2 separate regions of the Mus musculus genome follow, and region 2 is linked to region 1. The links are chromatin loops, found by intact Hi-C in ENCODE. Cell type or tissue: left cerebral cortex. All regions are shown on one strand. Each heading gives the region's core, and the rest is flanking DNA. Links, peaks and the distances in the headings are about the cores only.

Evidence for each region. A loop is a pair of places that touch in the nucleus more often than their neighbours do. Peaks named below come from ENCODE experiments on the same cell type or tissue, not always from the same donor. Only the 100,000 strongest peaks of a DNase experiment are listed, where the experiment ranks them.
Region 2: it touches region 1 in a loop (4-fold over the local background); 23 of 42 quality-filtered maps call a loop at or near these places.

The regions. Positions count from the first base shown.
Region 1 is chr8:83,722,107-83,727,934 of GRCm38, forward strand. Ddx39a (DEAD box helicase 39a) reads left to right here. Exons shown (of 11, transcript NM_197982.3): 7 at 124-255; 8 at 343-452; 9 at 543-687; 10 at 781-928; 11 at 1,019-1,245. The coding sequence ends at 1,035. Adgre5 (adhesion G protein-coupled receptor E5) reads right to left here. Exons shown (of 20, transcript NM_011925.2): 12 at 5,639-5,828; 13 at 3,759-3,923; 14 at 3,049-3,240; 15 at 2,663-2,892; 16 at 2,512-2,581; 17 at 2,332-2,423; 18 at 2,086-2,254; 19 at 1,873-1,971; 20 at 1,145-1,796. The coding sequence ends at 1,767. Mir1668 (microRNA 1668) reads right to left here and starts at 1,878; the gene lies at 1,772-1,878. In left cerebral cortex, for the core only: a CTCF peak has its summit at 2,871 (motif pointing right); a DNase peak (open chromatin) is centred at 2,842.
Region 2 is chr8:83,892,893-83,898,805 of GRCm38, forward strand. All of the region lies in intron 1 of Gm26721 (predicted gene, 26721), which reads right to left. Among named protein-coding and RNA genes, the nearest start is that of Gm26721, 3.9 kb to the right of the region's middle. In left cerebral cortex, for the core only: CTCF peaks have their summits at 1,247 (motif pointing left), 3,185 (motif pointing left), 4,584 and 5,307 (motif pointing right); DNase peaks (open chromatin) are centred at 1,245, 3,197 and 4,487; H3K4me3 peaks cover 669 bases; H3K27ac peaks cover 920 bases.

The DNA of each region.
Region 1 (5,828 bases), core at 829-5,828:
TTGGGTGCAACAGGCCCTCTGGGAATCATCAATACAGAGGAGCTGCTCTCTGGAAGGTTCCGGGCACATGAGACGCCCAGAAGTGAGCCCTACTCGCCCCTTCCTGCTTCCCTCCCCACACAGCCTATGGAGGTGTTTGTGGACGACGAGACCAAGCTCACACTGCATGGGCTGCAGCAGTATTACGTCAAGCTCAAGGACAGTGAGAAGAACCGTAAGCTCTTCGACCTCCTCGACGTGCTAGAGTTTAACCAGGTGATGCTTCCTTCCTTCCTTCCTTCCACACCAAGATATGGGCCTGTGGGGTGATTATCTATGCGCCTAAACACCCTTCTTCTTCAGGTGGTGATCTTTGTCAAGTCTGTGCAACGCTGCATGGCCCTGGCCCAGCTCCTAGTGGAGCAGAATTTCCCAGCTATCGCTATTCACCGAGGCATGGCCCAGGAGGAGCGGTGAGTGCATGAGTGAGTGATGTCCACCAGGGCCAAGGCTGCTCACACCTGGGACTCGGGTTTAATGCCTCTGCTTGTCTCCCGCTCTAGCCTGTCCCGATACCAGCAGTTCAAGGACTTCCAGCGACGAATCCTGGTGGCTACTAATCTGTTTGGCAGAGGTATGGACATTGAGCGAGTCAACATTGTCTTCAACTATGACATGCCAGAGGACTCAGACACCTACCTTCACCGAGTGAGCGCCTCCTCCCAGTGTGGGCGGGCTCAGGACCTCCCCCACCCTTCTCAGATCCTCAGGAGTGACTGTCTCCTGACCATCTCTCTGCAGGTGGCTCGTGCTGGTCGCTTTGGTACCAAGGGCCTGGCAGTCACTTTTGTATCGGATGAAAATGATGCCAAAATCCTTAATGATGTTCAGGACCGGTTTGAAGTGAATGTAGCTGAGCTTCCAGAGGAAATAGATATCTCCACATACAGTGAGTACCTGGAGCCACTCAGGGCAGGAGCGGGGCTTCAGGAGCAAAGGCCCTCTATCCTCACTCACTGTGTCTTTCTTGTCTTTACAGTTGAGCAGAGCCGGTAACCGTATGTGTAGCCAGGGCAACATGGCCACTCTCTTTCCCACCTGCTGCTTCAGAACCTCTTTCTAGGTGACAAATCGATGTCTCTTTTTATTGTTCCAAAGCTTTAGTGATGTAAGAATAAACTTTTATTGTGAATGCATGGCTCCAGCCCCATCCCTTTCGGTCAACATCTCATGGGGTTGGGTCAAGCCAGCAAACTTCTCACCAGCAAACGTGCCATCTTTTTTATCAATATGATATTTAATTTTGTGTGTCAACATTGAAAGGTTTACAGGTTAAAAAAATTACAAAACCTAGTCTTTAGCTGTGAGACCTTCTGCCCTGGATGTGGAGCAGCGAGGCCTCTGTACCGTGAGCCTCAGCAGCAGGCGGGCTTCAGTGGCTGACGTGGCATCCACAGTCTTAGCTTAAGGAAACTGAACCCAGCACCCTGGCAAAGAGCCCAGGTCTCAAGGGCTCTTCCCTTTGTCCTAGGACTGCCTGCCTCGTGTACCAGGCAGTGGGCTGCAGGTCTGGGCTGGCTGCATTCTGTTTCTCTGGTAGGCAGTAGCTGTGGTGAGGCAGAGACAACCAGAAGCAGGACCAGCGACCCCTTGCCCCGTGGCAGGGCTCATTGCTGGGTTTGCATCCCTTCTTTATATGAAGTGGGGTCAAAGGCCGAAAGGTGGCAGGAACAGAAGGCAGAATGACAGCCGTGAGTATGTGCTGCTGTCCTTCATGGAACTCGCCTTCACATCCCTGATTCTGAGGACCTGAGAGCCTGCAGAGAAGGAGGCCTTTGAGGCTGAGCTCACCTAGGCCTGCCCTCCCAGCCCCACTGCAGGCCAGCCCCTTACCCGTGTTTGGCTGGTGCCAGTGCCTGTTGTGGAAGAGTTGAACTCTGTGTACTTGCTCCCAGTGACCATGCAGGCCCATTTCCAGTACTCTTCCCTCACCTGTGAACACAAGGCACCAGGTTATGGGGAAAAAAGGAGCTGGGCTAGGGACTCAGGCCTGGCCCTGCCTCCTCCCACCCTGGGCTCTTCCATAGCCAGCTCTGGTCAGCCTACCTTTTTGTTGAGCAGGCAGAGCATCACATAGAGGAATAGGCCCTGCAGGCAGTTGAGCAGGGTAAAGATGTAGGATAGCCATGTGCTATGGGGGTTGAAGAGGAACAGGCCGAAGCCCCAGGTGCAGCCCAGCACAAGGAGCTGGGCGATGGAGGTGATGGTCAGCACCCTGTGGGGGTGGACAACTGTAGCAAACAGCCCGGTCTCCAGCCCTTGCCCCAAAGCCTCCTTCCCTGCCCCTCTCACCTCGCCTTCCTTAACTTCTTCATGTTTGGGTTGATTTCAGAAAACTTCTTTGTGAGCTTCCAGACAGTGATCACGAAAATGGCAGCATTGCACTGAGTGGGGATCATGGTCTCGGGTTATAGGGCTGCAAGGAGTTAGCAGTCTGGCTGCTCAGGCCTCCAGTGCCCAGAGAGTACTTACGAAAATGATGAAGGCCACGGGTCCCGAAAAGCTCCAGAGAAAGCCCTGCTTCCTAAAGTCCAGCCAGCAGCTTGGGGAGGAGAAGGTGCCCCATCAGTCAGTGCCCCAGCCCTGGCCCCGCCCAGCCTGGGCCTCACTTCAGTACACTCACTATGTTGCATGCCCATAGCCATCCATTTTGACAACTGCCATTGAGATGGCCACGATGAGGAGGGGCACCCCGTAGCCAATCAGGCAGCGTTGCCATGTACTCAGGCCTTGGCCCTGGAACACACGCACCACCAGGAAGTAGAGCTCCACGCCCTCCAGTGCCATCCAGCAGAAGGCGGCCAGGAAGCAGAAATGCAGCATCACGGCCACCAGGCGGCAGCGCAGGCCCACCTGTGGGATGGAGAGTTAGGAAGAATCAGTGCCCGGTAGGACCACTGGGCTTCAAAGCCTCATGCCCCAGCAGCGGGGCTCCATCAGGTTCTGGCTCCACACTGAGCCCCAGCTGGGCCTTACTCCTAGGACTTAACTCCATGCTCTGGAACTTACCTCACCCCCTTCATTCTCCACGCCGACCAGGAATATGATTGAGCCCAGGAAGAGGCAGATGCACAGGTGCAGGTGCACCATGGTTCGAGAGCTCTGGATGGGCTTCACCAGCAGGAAGGTCAGGATGCACAGCAGCAGGCAGATCAGGGACAACAACAGCCCCACCTTGGTGATCAATTCCAGCCTTGGGTCCTAGGAGCAGGCAACCAGGATGAGTGGTGTGCCCTCACACCCCTCCTACCTATGATCCTGCATCCTGTCTTGGACTACAGGGCCAACTGGCTAATTCAAGCTGACCATGTGGCCCAGGTAATAGCCATGTTCAGGAAGCTACACTACCTGGAACAATCTACACAGGGCCTTTTATTTGCAGGGGAGGAGGGTTGCCGGGTGAAGTATCTGTTGTCACTGTGCTTTCTGGAGATGGAACTCGGGTTATTAGGTTGGCTACCTGCAGGCACCTTTACTCACTGACCCATCTCATCTGCCCAGACTGGTGTGCTTTTAGCAGTTCTTGACAGTTGTGCAGTGACTCAGACAAGAGGCCTGCATCCATCAGCTACTGGGTCATAAAGAGGATTCCAGGGGAGGAGCTAAAAAGCAAGGCATGGGGCCATCCAAAGGAGCCTGCTTGAACAACACCCTTGAGTGGAGACCATGCTCCTGCCTAGCACACCTGGCTACCTGTGGGTCTAGAGCTTACCGCTTACCTGCACATGGTACTGAGCCATTAGGATGGCAAAGCTGGTCAGGTGGTTGCAGTGGCAGAAGCCAGTGCCATTCATTGAGCAGCCGTCGGTGTCCCAGTACCCATTCCCGTTGTGGGCTTTCCAGAAGGCACATATCAGCTCATGACGTGGCTCAATTGACTCCACCTGTGGGCAGATAGGTGGTGAGGGTGTCGGAAGCACACTTTGAGCACACTTAGGGCCAGTCTGGGGGAGCTGAGAACCTTGCTTTTGGCTACATAAGTATCTACTTTGTGCTCAGAGAGCATGAGGAGCCAGCAACTGAACAACAGGACACCAGCCCTTGCCCTGAGCTGAAACATCACAAGCAGTAGCAGGTAATAAATGCCAAGGAAATTAAAAGAGCCAGCGGGAATGGTTGCCTACAGATTGTAATTTAAAAACAAAAACTAGGTTTATTGGATGTCCTCAGTCTATGTATACTATCTCATACACTCCAGGCTGCCTCAAACAGCAAAGAGTTACAGAGACAAAGTTTGGAGCTGAGACGAAAAGATGGACCATCTAGAAACTGCCATATCCAGGGATCCATCCCATAATCAGCTTCCACACGCTGACACCATTGCATACACTAGCAAGATTTTGTTAGAAGGACCCAGATATGGCTGTCTCTTGTGAGACTATGCCAGGGCCTGGCAAACACAGAAGTGGATGCTCATAGTCAGCTATTGGATGGATCACGGGCCCCCAATGAAGGAGCTAGGGAAAGTACTCAAGCTGCTGAAGGGATCTGCAATCCTATAGGAGGAACAACAATATGAACTATCCAATAACCCCTGGAGCTCGTGTCTCTAGCTGCATATGAATCAGAAGATGGCCTAGTCGGCTATCAGTGGAAAGAGAGGCCCATTGGTCGTGAAAACTTTATATGCCTCAGTACAGGGGAACACCAGGGCCAAGAAGTGGGAGTGGGTGGGTAGGGGAATGGGTGGGGGAGTGTGTGGGGGACTTTTGGGATAGCATTGGAAATGTAATTGAAATAAATACCCAATAAAAAATATGGAAAAAAAAACTGGTTTCTACTACCATGTAGGTCCCAACTCAGGCTGGGAATTAAATTAAGGTTTGGTGAAACCGTGGGAGCTGGGAATTGAACTCACGACCTCTGGAAGAGCAATCAGTGCTCTTAACCACTGAGCCATCTCCCCACCCCTTTTAAAACATTTTATGATACTGAAGACCAAACCTTACCATGCCAGGTAAGCATTCCACCATTGAGTCAACTACTGGCCTTGCCTCACAGTTACTTATCTGTTTGCTCATTCATTCATTCAATTCAGCAGTACTAGGGGCTGAACCCAGGGACTTTCTGAATGCCAACCAACTGTAGCACTGAGTTTGAAAACAAGGTCTTGCCAAGTTGCTCAGGTGGGCCTTAACTTCACTCCAGGCAGGCTTTGAACCTTGAATTTCCTGCCTCCCAGCAATTGAGAGGAAAATGTCTGTGCCACAACACCCAGCTCAGATTTTATTTCTTTTTTTATCTATTTAGTTTTGTTTTTTGCTGTTTTATTTTTTGGGACAGAGTCTTTATGAGCTTTATCCTGAATTTCTGTAGACCATGCTGGCCTCAAACTCAGAGAGCCTCCCAAGTACTAGAATTAAAAGCATGTGTCACCACACACACCCCACAGCTGTGATTTTAAATTTTTTATGTATTTTTAGTGTTTTTTATTACATTTATTTTGTGTGTGTGTTGGAGGAAGGAGTCAGAATAACTTTGGGAGTTAGTTCTCTCGTACCATGTAGGTCAAGAGGCGCTGCCCTGACTTTTGACTTTGGTTAGGGGGTGAGCCACAGAGCATCCCCACCCCTCCCCTCTCTCCAGTTGGAGGACTCACAGAAGTAAAGTCGAACTTGAACGTGACATTCGAGGCGAGCTTTTCAGTGTTCGTGTTGGTCAGGAAGACAGAATTGATGTTTGAGAGAAGCTTAAGTGAGACACTCGGAATCGGGCTTCCATAGAAGTCCTCCAAGGAGGCCCTTCTCTGCTCCAAGTTCAGCGGGGTGTTGCCCAGCAGCTTTTCCATG
Region 2 (5,913 bases), core at 421-5,420, 170 kb after region 1:
GGGGGAAGCCCGTTCAGTGTGTTCTCACTTCTCAGCCCTGGCACGGTTGGCTTTACACAGGCACACGTCTCCCTGCCTCTCCACAAGCCCAAAAAAACAGAACCCAAGGTCTCTCTATAAATCAGACATGGGCTTTGGTAAGGAAAGGAGAACCCACACAGCCACGCTGGGTTCTGGCTTCTGCAGGATCTACTGTTTCAACAGAGCAGCTCCCGTTGGGGTTGTAGAAACTGAGCTTCAGTGAGAGGGAGAGAGGCGTGACTGCAGTTCTCTGAGCTGTTGCCCTCTGTCCCCACTGGCTCCCTCCTACCCCACTGCCTGTCTTCAGCCCTGGGTCGGTACTGGCTTTGTCACTTCAGCAGGCCTACTTGAGATTAGGAACTGCCCATACCTCCCCCCACCCCCAGCTACTGCCCCACCTCCCTGGAAACCACTCTTGTCTTTTCTGTCCTTTCCCAATCTCTCTCTATCCTCAGATCTCTCTTTCTCACACACAGGACCCCTTCAGTCCCATCTGGCCCTTCCACAGGGCCTCAGACCCCACCACTCCCTGCTGCCTACTTCCATCTTCAGTCTGCCAGCCTCCCCATCATTCACACTGCTGAGGCAGCCTCTGCTTGAGGAGGCCCCAGTGTCCTCTCCAAGGCTCTCCCTGACCTTCACCTTCCACCTTTGCCTTGGCTCCCTGGGGTTCTCTAACGTTTCCTACCATCCAATGAATGCTCACTAGCTCCAGCTCGAGCTTTCTCTCGCCCTTCTCCCTCCCTCCCCCACTTCCTTCCTATCAGCTTCCCTGGTGATGCTCACCATCTTACAGACCAGTCCTACACCCCAGTCAACTCAGCTTGCTCCAGGCATCAGCCAAACCATCACCAGTAAGCATTCAGGATCTCTTAAGGACCCTTCTTCCTTTTTATCTACTCATCTATCTCTTGATCTCACTCATAAGTATGTCTGGGGTGGCATCTTCCAAACTCCTTTCTACTCCTATACCACTGCTCCCTCCTGCCAGTCTCTACAACACTGCCAGTCCTGTCTCACCTCCTCCCCACCCCTGTCCCCACACACTTTTTTCTTCCCCCAGTCCCCATCTCAGGCACTCTCTGCATTCTCCTTCCCTCCAGCCCATCAGACCTCAGCTTTCCCCTTCTCCAGGCTGGGGAGGTAGCTGTGCCTCCTGCACACCTGGGGAGAAGGGACGAGCTGGCTCACCTGCAGTCACAGAACAGTAGGACAGCGGCCCCTAGTGGCTGGGGAAAGAACCACGGTTTATTTTAACGGGACCGACTGGGTTCCTGGTAGCACATCAGCCCCAAAGACATATCTTTGGCCCAAAGTTTTGGAGGTTCCCTCCATAATCATATAGCCTGCAGAAAGGCAACATATCTTTCTTGGTAGTAGATGTGAAGAACACACCATTCAGTTCCTAAACAGGAAGTAAAAGGGGGAGATGGGAAGGGAGGAGACCCTCACAGTTTTCTTCAGTCACCCTCAGTGTGGTGGTTTGAATGAGAATAGCCCCCAGAAGCTCATATGTTTGAACACTTGGTCTTGAACACTTAGTGGAACTGTTTGGGAAGGGTTAGAAGGCGTGGTCTTGTTGGAGGGGGTGTGTCATGAGGGTGGGCTTTGGGGTTTAAAATCTACACCATTCCCAGTTAGCTGGCTCTGCCTTGAGCCTGTGTCATAGATGTGAGTTCTCAGCTACTGCTCCAGCACCTTGCTTGCCCAATGGCTGCCATGTTCCCCACCATGGTGGTCATGGGTTCTGACCCTCTGAAACTGTAAACCCCAAATAAACTCCTTCTTTTCTAAGTGCCTTAGCCATGATGTTGTATTACAGCAACAGAAAATAACTAAGGCACTTTGTGATTCAAAGACCTCTATAAAGCTCCAACTCCCAAAGGTGTATGTACTGACTCCCAACAGTGCCAAGCTGGGACCAAGCTTTCAACACGAGTGCCGGCAGCAGAGGACATGCACGACAGACAAGAACACTCTAAGGTGGGCAGTACTGTGGAGAGGAATGCGAAGGTCGGGGTGCTAGGCACGTGGAGGTGCAAGGGTTAAGGAGTGTCTCTACAGCATACTCTAAACCCAGCCACTCTTCCTTCCCTTGTGTCCTATGCCTTCACTCACCAACCTCTCGTCTGATGGTCAGCTTCCGACTCCCCAGCTCTCTCAAGTCACCCCTATAACTTTTTAAATATATATTTAGTGTGTGTGTGCACACTGCATGTGTGCATGAGTGTGGGTATAGCTCAGAGGACAACGTGTGAGAGTCAGTTCTCTCTTTCTGCTATGTGAGTTCCAGGAATCGAACTCAGATCATCATGTTTGGTAGCAAATGCCTTTACTTGCTGAGCCATTTTGCTGTTCCACGCACATTATTTTTAAAAACCGAGGCTAAAATATTATTATGTAAAAGTAAGTGCTCAACACTCCAGGACGGACAGCCCAGGGCACGTGTCTAGGTCCACGACATGTCTACCAGTCTCACACCCCCGCCATAGGAAACCCTATTATCCACCACTGCCCTCTCTCTCCCAGTCTCGGACCACCATTTCCTGTCTCTATTCTTTTGATATTTCACACCAACGGAGTCATATACTATCATACTACATGACTTCAAACTCAGGGCACTTCTACCTCAGCCTCCAGAACGCTGAGATTACAGAATGTGCCTCCTTGTCCAGTTTTGACTCCAGTTCTGTAATTGCTCTGTGAGATCTGGAACCTCGACTGTCCTTCTGTGAGATGGAGAAGGGGGTCTTCTCACACCTGGGCCATGCCCCCAGGGCTGACTTGCTTTAGTGCTTGCTAGTTGGTGGGTCAAATGTAAATATTACAGCTAACCTCCAAATATCCCCACTCCTTCTGATGCTCAGCTACCCTGCATCTGTCCTCACTCCACTTCCTTGCTGTGCTGGGGATTGGAACATGGCCTTCGATAGACCCTGGCAAGAGCCCTACCAGCTCCTCCCAAGAGCAGATTCTGAGCCAGCGCTCTAAGATTGACTGACATTCCTCAATCCTCACGGAGGGATCTTAGGCAGGTGCCCTACTGCAGAAGCACATCTTAGCCCCTCACATCTTCCTCCCCATCTCCATTGCTATCCTCCACCAGCACACTATCCGTTATCAGCAGTCTCTGGCATTTGCTCTCTACCCCACACTCTCCCCCTAGTGGCCATTAGGACCTGTGCACACTTGAGTTCCTTCTCGCCCTTCCTTCCCATAGTTTCTGTCTCATGGCCCACTAAGCCAACGTACTCAGTACCTCCTCCCTCTCATCTGAAGGGGCCTTCACTGATCTGCTCAATGCTCCTGCCTCTGGACCCTGGAAAAGGCTGTTCAATCTGCCTGGCAGGACCTTCCTCATATTCCCTCCCCAACCCTGAGGCTCCTCCCTTTTCTCAGCTCTTTATTCAAACCCCATCTTCCTGGAGAGACCTCCAGGGACCTCCCCCAACTAAAGAGCGTAGCGCTGAAGCTATGAGAGTCTACCGTGAATGCAGTCTTCTGTCCCACTCCTACATTGCAAAGCCTGCCACCATTTCTGGGTTCATTTTATTTCCTTTCCTTGGTGACACTTGTGTCTTGGTGGCATCGTTTATGCATTTGCAGGACCTTGTAGTATTTGTTTGTTTCACCAATTAGAATGTCAGTCCCAGAGGAGATAATTTGTTCACTGCCATCGAACTGAGTTTTGGAGTTAAAGGTATGCTCACGATGTCCAGCGCTCAGTGAGGCCTTTATCTCACTGTTCACTTGAGTGGGTTCTGAGTGTGGTACTGGAAGGAGCTCAGAAATTGCTCAAGGGATCCAGTACAGGAAGCCCCCAGGGACCGCAAGAGTGCACAAACCCCAATCATCCAGCTCCCTCGACAGGTCACATCGATCTTGCAGGTGCAGCAGGCATCTCCTGGAAGGAGTTGGGCTGAGACAAATTTGGAACCCTAGAAACAAGGGTTTACTGAGCCAGAGACCGTAGGCCCCACACACTGAGAGCCCAGAAGGGTACCATTATGTCTTGGAATGAGGTGTCCAACATGCTAGATGCTCAGGCTATGGGATCACAATGATGCAGAACATTGGGTATCTTCATGCCCAGACACTCTGCACATCGGTGTCCTCAAGTACACGGTGCTCAAAAGATGGGGTGTCGTGCCTATAGACTTAGGGTAACCCAAGACGCAGGACAGCCTGTGCATAAGGATCTAATGGGACCAGGTGTACAGAATGTAATGCCAAGGAACGACGTGGTCACTCTGCATAAGGTCCCAACGTGAAAGGCAGGATGCTAGAGTGAACTGCACCCTATCCAGGCCTCGGGTACCTCTAAGGAGTAGAGGGTTAGAGGTACCCGCAGCGGGCGAGTCTGCGCGCGCGCGTGCACGCTTTGGTTCCCGGAGCCCGGCTGCCGGCGCAGCCTCCACTGCGACTGCGCAGGCAGAGTCCGGGGTGTGCGGGTGACTCTTCGTGTTCACAACCTCCCTGCATCCTTTGCCTTCTGAGCCCTCTGCCCAAGAACCCAAGAGCCACGGTTAGGATGGAGGCTGGCAAGCCAATTCGGCCGCCACCAGGGGCGCACCACCGGCCACCAGAATTGGGGGAGAGAAGGGTTTTGGAAAGCGGGAGGGGGAGGGGACATCCTGCTAGGATTTTTCCAAACTGAGCCTTGGTCCTTAAAAAATATATATATCACGACTTTTCTTCATAATGGAGCGTGCTAGTTCAAACTATCTCCTGGATTGCTTTTGCAGAAGAGATGGGTGGGCTGCTGGAGAAAGGAAGCTAGTAGCTAAAGGACTCCTCCCTCTCCATTTGGGCTGGAGATAGAATCCAGGCCCTTACACATGCTGGGCAACCACAGCTAGGCCACTGAACACCTCAGCCTCAGTAAAACACACACACACACACACACACACACACACACACACACACACACACCACTTGCTAGGGGAGTAGAGCTTTCTAGAGATCCGTTGATATGTCAAAGTAGGAAACGCACAGAGAGACGGGACCCTCCTCTCTATCAGTCAGTCACAAAAAGGATAGGATCTTTCCTGCACTCGAGGTGTAGTGTATCTTTGGTTCCCTGGATTCAGTCCCCTGGTCACTTAGGTTCATAGCTGACACTCTTCAAACATGGAGTCTTCCCTGGGTGGGGGTAGCACCTCACATAAGTACTCCTCCCTGAAGTTTGGTTTTGAAGAACCAAGGACCCTTAATCCTGGAAGAGAAGTGTGTCTTTTAAAGAAGTAGGAATGAAATTTTTGGTAGTGGCCCCTTTTCCCTGTCCACGCAACGGTGCCTCCCCGCCCAATCTCCCACCAGGAGGAGCTACATAGAAGGGTTTTTTGGGAACAGGTTAATGGCCTATACATTAAGGCTTTTGTGGATAATCTTTGTTCCTATTCAAGACCCACCCAAGTTCTTCCACTCTCAAACCTTTTCCTGACTTTAACCCACTCAGCAGGCAGAACAGCACCTTCCATGCACACTGAGATGGACTTTTAACCCACCCCATCCCCCACCCCACCCCACACCTCCTGCTCTAACCTCAGCACATCACATTCTCTGAAAAATCCACATCAGGGTTTATCTGCACTCCTAAGGCAGTGCTAACATTCAGCTGGACGTTGAACTTGAATAAGCTGCCGGATTCGGTATTTAGGCTGCTTTTGGGTGGATTCCCTTCCCCAAGGATCCAAGCCCAGTTTTTGCTTCTCCTCAGCCATCAATCTTAAGAGTTGCACCCATCCTTCGTAAAACGGATTCTCAGCGCGGCAGCTTCCAAGCTCTGTTCTTACCTCTCTGGATTCCGCTCCCCTGAACCCACACCCCAACCCCCGCACTGAGTTGTCTATATTGCTTAAGTGCCTGGTTTTGGCCCCGGGTTCAGCTTTA